Linked DNA regions of Mus musculus: region 1 is linked to region 2. Evidence: chromatin contacts called from ENCODE Hi-C or POLR2A ChIA-PET data. All regions are on one chromosome and are shown on one strand. The core of a region is the stretch at or near the end of the contact, and the rest is flanking DNA. Distances in the headings are between cores, read along the strand shown.

Region 1 (2,843 bases), core at 273-2,772, 37 kb after region 2:
CTCATGAATTACACATCTATATAGGACATGAATACTCAAGTACACACACATGCGCATACATGTGAACACACATGAACATGCATGCACACACACACACATGTGCACACAACATCCACTCCATTCCACACTTTATGTAGCTCTTTTTCTCTCTATGGCAGCAGCACCCACACCCAGAGTCAGGTCTGTTATTCTTTCCTGTTCCCAAGAACCAGTGGCTGACACTACAGTCAATTTTTAGAGCACACACACACACACACATACACACACACACACACACACACACACACACATATATGATATATTTATATCAATAGCCTATTACTGTCACAGATATTGGTTAAGGCTCAGTTTTGCTAGGAAAGGGACTTTCTTCCTCAGAAGGAATCAAGACGCCGAACATATCAGTTCTTAACGATTTGGGGAGGGAAGCTGTACTGCTCTTTACTGTAACTCAAACAGCTAAATTATTCATTGAGAAATGCAAGCAGAGACTGAACAGAGACGGGAGAGGCAAGGGACCCCGGCCCAGTCGAGTGACCTAGGCCTGGGGCTGCTTGCTCTGACTCCTGGGGGTAGTCTTAGAAGTGATGGTCCCGGGGGAGAGGGGTGCGGGGGTGCGGGGGGGGGGCGGAAGTTCCCAGGGGCAATGAGAGAGCATTGCTCTCACCTGCTGAAAGGGGGCTGGAGGAAGACTCTAGAATCCTGTAGGAAAGCTGTCCTAGGTCCTCAGTGACTTATCAAGGGCCATTCCTAAGCCTGGCTCCTTCCTGCAGTCAGGAACCTTTGCTGCTGACCCTCTGAGTTTGGGCTGTGAAGGTATGTGACCAGAGTCTCCTCCAAACTGAGAGCTGGCTCCCTCCCATGGGGTGAAACCTTCTCTCACAGGCTGCCAGAGAAGCAGGGAGAGAGGCTAGGCCAGAGCCCATTCTTTGAATCCAAACTGGCCCCCAGTCCCAGTTCCCATAAGACTTCCCTAGGCAGCAGAAATCAAAGAGTTCAGAGAGGACTGATTTCACAGGCCAGTGGAGGCCCAGGAAGGGGGCCTGCAGCCCCACCGAGTCTTTAAGGGTCCCTCTTTCTGTGACCCCCCACCCCCGCCTATTCCCAGGTAATGACCATCACTGTCTGCAATATGGCAGCACCCTGAAGGCTTCCTTCCCAGTGGTGGAGGGGTCCTAAGAGGAGGGCCAGGCCTTCCCTGCTTTCCTCTTGCAGCCAATGCCTGGGCGGGGGAGGGGGCGGTGGACGGAGGAGAAGGAGAGACCAGGAAGGGACAGGGACAGGGACAGGGACAGTGAGTGCTCCTGAGGACTGAGCCCAACTGGTGGGAAGGGGATGTGGAGGGAGACAGGAGAGGAGGCGGAAAAAGAGAGATAGAGGCTGCAGAGGAACAGGTTGGGGAGGAGGAGGAGCAGGAGGGAGGAGGGAGGAGGTCTCATATTTGGAAAGTGGAGCCCTTGGGGGAGCACGTGCTGACTCACTCGCCTGCCTCCAATCTTCCCTGCTTCCTGGGGACTCTCATTTTATTTTCGGGAAAGCTGCCTGCTGTGACTAATTTGTTCTTAAACAAACCAAACCCAGGCCCAGTTAGGGAGGCTGGGCGGAGCCTGAGTCACTCTTTGCCCAGGGGCCACCACACCTCAGGGTGGCCCCCTGGCTCTGGGCCTGAGCCTTGTCCTGGGCTGGGCCTCCCTCATCCCAAGAGGCCCCTTATCCTTGGCCTGAAGGTGACCCCAGTGCTCCACAGATGTTTGGTACCTACTCCTGAGGGTGACACACAGGGCTTTGAAGGCTCCTAGGCTGCTGAGTGAACTTCTTGTCTGTCCAAAGCCTGCAAGAGTATCTGGCACAGAGTCGGCTGACAGTTAATGTGTGTTGACTGACTGACTGACTGGCCTTTTTGTTTCTTTACGTTTCTCTTTGGATAAGGCCTCCTGGGTTACTTTGTGTCCATAAGCCTCTCAATCACAAGGAGGACTTTACTAACAACTGCCCTTTCTGGGAACCCGCCATCTATCACAATAAGCGGGTCTTCCTCAGACTTCAGGAGCCGCCTAGTTCTTTGGTGTGTGTTCTTAGGGACACCCACAGAAGAGATTATTTTTCTATCTGCCTGTGCCTAGAGTCAGGGCTCCACTTCTACCGAGGGAGGGGAGGAGTGATGGAAGCGGGAGGGGGAGGGATAGGCCCAGAGAGACCAGGTCACTCACCAGTAATATGTGGAAGATGTGCACCCCAGACCCCTGCTTCTCTATGAAGCCCTTCTGCCCTTTGGTATCCTGTGCCAAGGGCTGTGAGGCCGGGACTCCTAAGACACAGTATACACAGAGAGGTACGAATATTTTCTGTAGTGCAGGCCCAGCCAAGAGGCAGTGTGGAACCCAAGTCTCCAAGGTGGGACATATGCACAACTCACATTGAAAGAAACACAACCCTTTTCCTAATTTTTATACACCCCCTTTAACTTTGGATTTTTAGGGACACATGAAATTCAATTCCAGTAATAAAGTGCCTACGGAAGATGAATGAATGAATGAATGAATGAATGAATGAATGAATGAATGCATCTCTGAAGTGTTTTCCTGAAAGGGAGAAATTGCCCCCTTGCCTCTGGACCATTGCACCCACGCACCTCCCAGTCAGTAGATGCTCAACAAACGTCTCTGTCCTGAGGGACACAGCCGCCTAGCTTCTATGGTTGGGGTGATGGAAAGGGCTCTCCCAGTCAGGAGAGGGCCCATCCTGGCCTCCACTGAGCCACCTGATCCCTCCCAGAGCGCAGGGCTCCACCCGCCCCCACCCGTGACTTCCCGCGCGCATACCGGGAAGGGAGGCAGCTGGCT
Region 2 (2,700 bases), core at 128-2,627:
TAACAGATAACAAGACTGAGTCCAGAGAGGCAGTGCACCTGCCCTGGTCTCTCTTAGTTCCTCAGCATCAGTGGAGCAGATTGGACACAGTGGGCCAGAAGGGAAGCAGGCAGCCCTCCCTCCTAGCCCAAGCTACTCTGTGTAGTCAGTTTGCCCTCCTACTGGTGTTACAAGAAGCCTGTGGTATCCAAGAGGGCAGGTCAGAAAGCCCACTGAGAGCAGACACTGTGTGTCACTTAGCTGGTTCTCAGGTGGCTGCCACTTCCTGCTGCCTGTTGCAAAACTCGACACTAGGCCTTTATAGATACTCACGTGACCAGGAGTAAACAACCTTTCACCTCAATCACCTGCTCTTATCAATACTCCCTCTCCACCCCACCATCGGGAAAGTTCAGACACCTTAAAACGTAGAGGCAAGAGAGGGTCCATTCTGACACCTCAGCGACTTTCAGGCAGTGGCTGAACCCGTTACAACGCTCTGTGGACAGTCCTCCTAGTCGACATTCCTTCTCAGGTTTGACCCTGTCCTGGGAAGTGAGGCTTCTCTCTCTGGGTTCCCCACTCCTGTTCTTGAATAAGGAGCCCCACAACCTCTTATTCTCTCTATACAGAGCCTGGGAAACAGCAAAACTCGGCTCGCCTACAAGACTCCAGCGCGCCCTCTGGTGGACTCGGGGGACGAGCATGGGATGAGGGTTTCTTTCCTCTAGCTCCCCCACCGCGCCGAGAGTACCTGGGCGGACCCACAGTTCGCCACGCAGGTTGGGAGGCCCAGATGAGTGATAAGGTAGTAGTTAGCTGCTCCTCCCACCCCACTCCCCAAAGGACATCAGCACCCACGTCTGTCACCGAAGAACCAGGCAATGGGCGGATGAGCTGAGGCCAGGTAGCTGCTTCTAAGTCAGTGTCTCCTCCACTTCTGGATCTCACAGCTTCATCTTTTGGACCTGTCTACAGGTAAATGTCGCGCATCCCCCTCCTCCACTTCCTAGGTCCCCAGTGGGCTGGTGGCTGAATGGTCCTACGTCCCTTTTGGTTGGCACGGGATGCTTGGAACTGTACATGAGGACCTCGGAGTGGCCTGGGTGCAGAGGGAGGGGAGCGTCCCCGCGGGGATCAAAAGAAAGGGAAGGGGTGCCAGGAGGGAGCCTCTCCCGGCTGGCCTCCTAGAACTGCCCGCGCGCTCCCATCGCGACGCCCCCGCCTCTGCCAGAAACCAGCCTTCTTAGAAGGGAGGGGGGGGAAAGTGTGAATGAGAAGTTGGGGGCGGAGCGCGCGGGGGAGGGGCCGCTGCCAGGAACGCTCGGCCAAGGCTGGCGCCGCGCCCGCCGGTCGGGCAGCCTCGCGCCGCGCTTTGTCTCCCTCTCGGTGAGTCTCGGCGGGTCCTGGAGGCCCCAGCTCCAAGCCCGCCCTCCGCGGCCCCTCCCTCGCCCTCCGCGCACAGCCTTTCAGTGCAGAGTAGTGACTAAACATTACAAGAAGACCGGCCGGGCAGTTCCAGGAATCGGGGGGCGGGGCGTACTGGCCGGGTAAATACCCGCGCGCGCGGCCTCCGAGGCGGCTCTAACTCTGACTCTACACTCGCCTGCTCTTACGACCGCTGTCTCTCCGGGCTCCCGGACGCCCCCTTCCCGGCCCAGCTCTCCGTCGAGGTCCCTCGCCCAGGTCCTTTGCCTGATTCGCCCAGGAGTGCGCCTCATCGGCCCGGGGAGCAGCGAAGCCAGAGGGGGCGCACGCACGGGGAGCCCCTTTGTAGACTTCACGGCTGCCAACATCTGGGCGCAGCGCGAGCCACTGCTGGCCGCCGCCTCGCCTCGGGGACCATAGGAGGCGCAGCCCCAAGGCCGGAGATTTCGCTTCGGGACTAGGTAGGAAGGAGGGGCGCGGTGTGGGGAAGGGTGGGGGCCTCGGTCCAGCTCGGGAGCTTTTCCCGGTTTCTCCTCCCCTTCCCGGGTCATTCCCGGTAGGGAGGGGACGAGGTAGGGGGCAGAGCGGATGAGAACCGAAGATCCCTGATTCCCGTCATACTCAGACTGGGGCCCTCGGGTTTCTCCTGTCCCCTCTCTCACATATCTCGGGTTTGGCACCCCCCTTTTTTCGCCCTCGCCACTGAGGACACCGGACTGAGAGGCGCCCTGAGCGTCCCTAGGGCTCTTGTGTCTCTCCCCATCCTGGCCGCGCTCCTGGAGACCCAACTTCCACGCGCGAGTTTTCTCTGGGCGTCCTCCTAGGGCGGGCAGGGGAAGAGACTGTCTGGGGTTGGCCGGCAGTGACCGAGGACAGTCGAGTTCCGCGAGGTGGCTGGGCCTGAGACACGGTCTAAAGCGGGGCAAAGGGGTGCCCCGGGCGCTAGGCGGAGGCTGGAGGGCCGGGCACGCTGGAGGGTTCCGGGCACTCACGCGCCTCACGCTTTGCTCTCTGCAGCTCCCCGGGATGCGGTAGCGGCCGCTGTGCGGAGGCCGCGAAGCAGCTGCAGCCACCGCCGCGCAGATCCACGCTGGCTCCGTGCGCCATGGTCACCCACAGCAAGTTTCCCGCCGCCGGGATGAGCCGCCCCCTGGACACCAGCCTGCGCCTCAAGACCTTCAGCTCCAAAAGCGAGTACCAGCTGGTGGTGAACGCCGTGCGCAAGCTGCAGGAGAGCGGATTCTACTGGAGCGCCGTGACCGGCGGCGAGGCGAACCTGCTGCTCAGCGCCGA

Evidence for each region. A loop is a pair of places that touch in the nucleus more often than their neighbours do. ChIA-PET counts read pairs that join two places held with the same protein, here RNA polymerase II (POLR2A).
Region 1: a loop to region 2 is called in a map of left cerebral cortex, with 5 times the contacts of the local background. The contact joins the enhancer-like site here to the promoter of Socs3 in region 2. A Hi-C loop is called at or near these places in 13 of 37 maps with a recorded cell type or tissue (gastrocnemius, heart, left cerebral cortex and 1 more). POLR2A ChIA-PET finds 5 or more read pairs at or near these places in 5 of 5 experiments (Patski and embryonic stem cell).

What each region holds. Positions count from the first base shown.
Region 1 is chr11:117,931,155-117,933,997 of GRCm38, reverse strand. No RefSeq gene overlaps it. Among named protein-coding and RNA genes, the nearest start is that of Socs3, 37 kb to the left of the region's middle. Within about 2 kb of position 1,522, at least 2 of the 3 ENCODE cell types and tissues checked have a DNase peak (open chromatin) inside an H3K27ac peak, as active enhancers do; they include heart and left cerebral cortex, where a contact is called at or near this core.
Region 2 is chr11:117,968,043-117,970,742 of GRCm38, reverse strand. Socs3 (suppressor of cytokine signaling 3) reads left to right here and starts at 1,377. Exons shown (of 2, transcript NM_007707.3): 1 at 1,377-1,868; 2 at 2,425-2,700. The coding sequence starts at 2,513.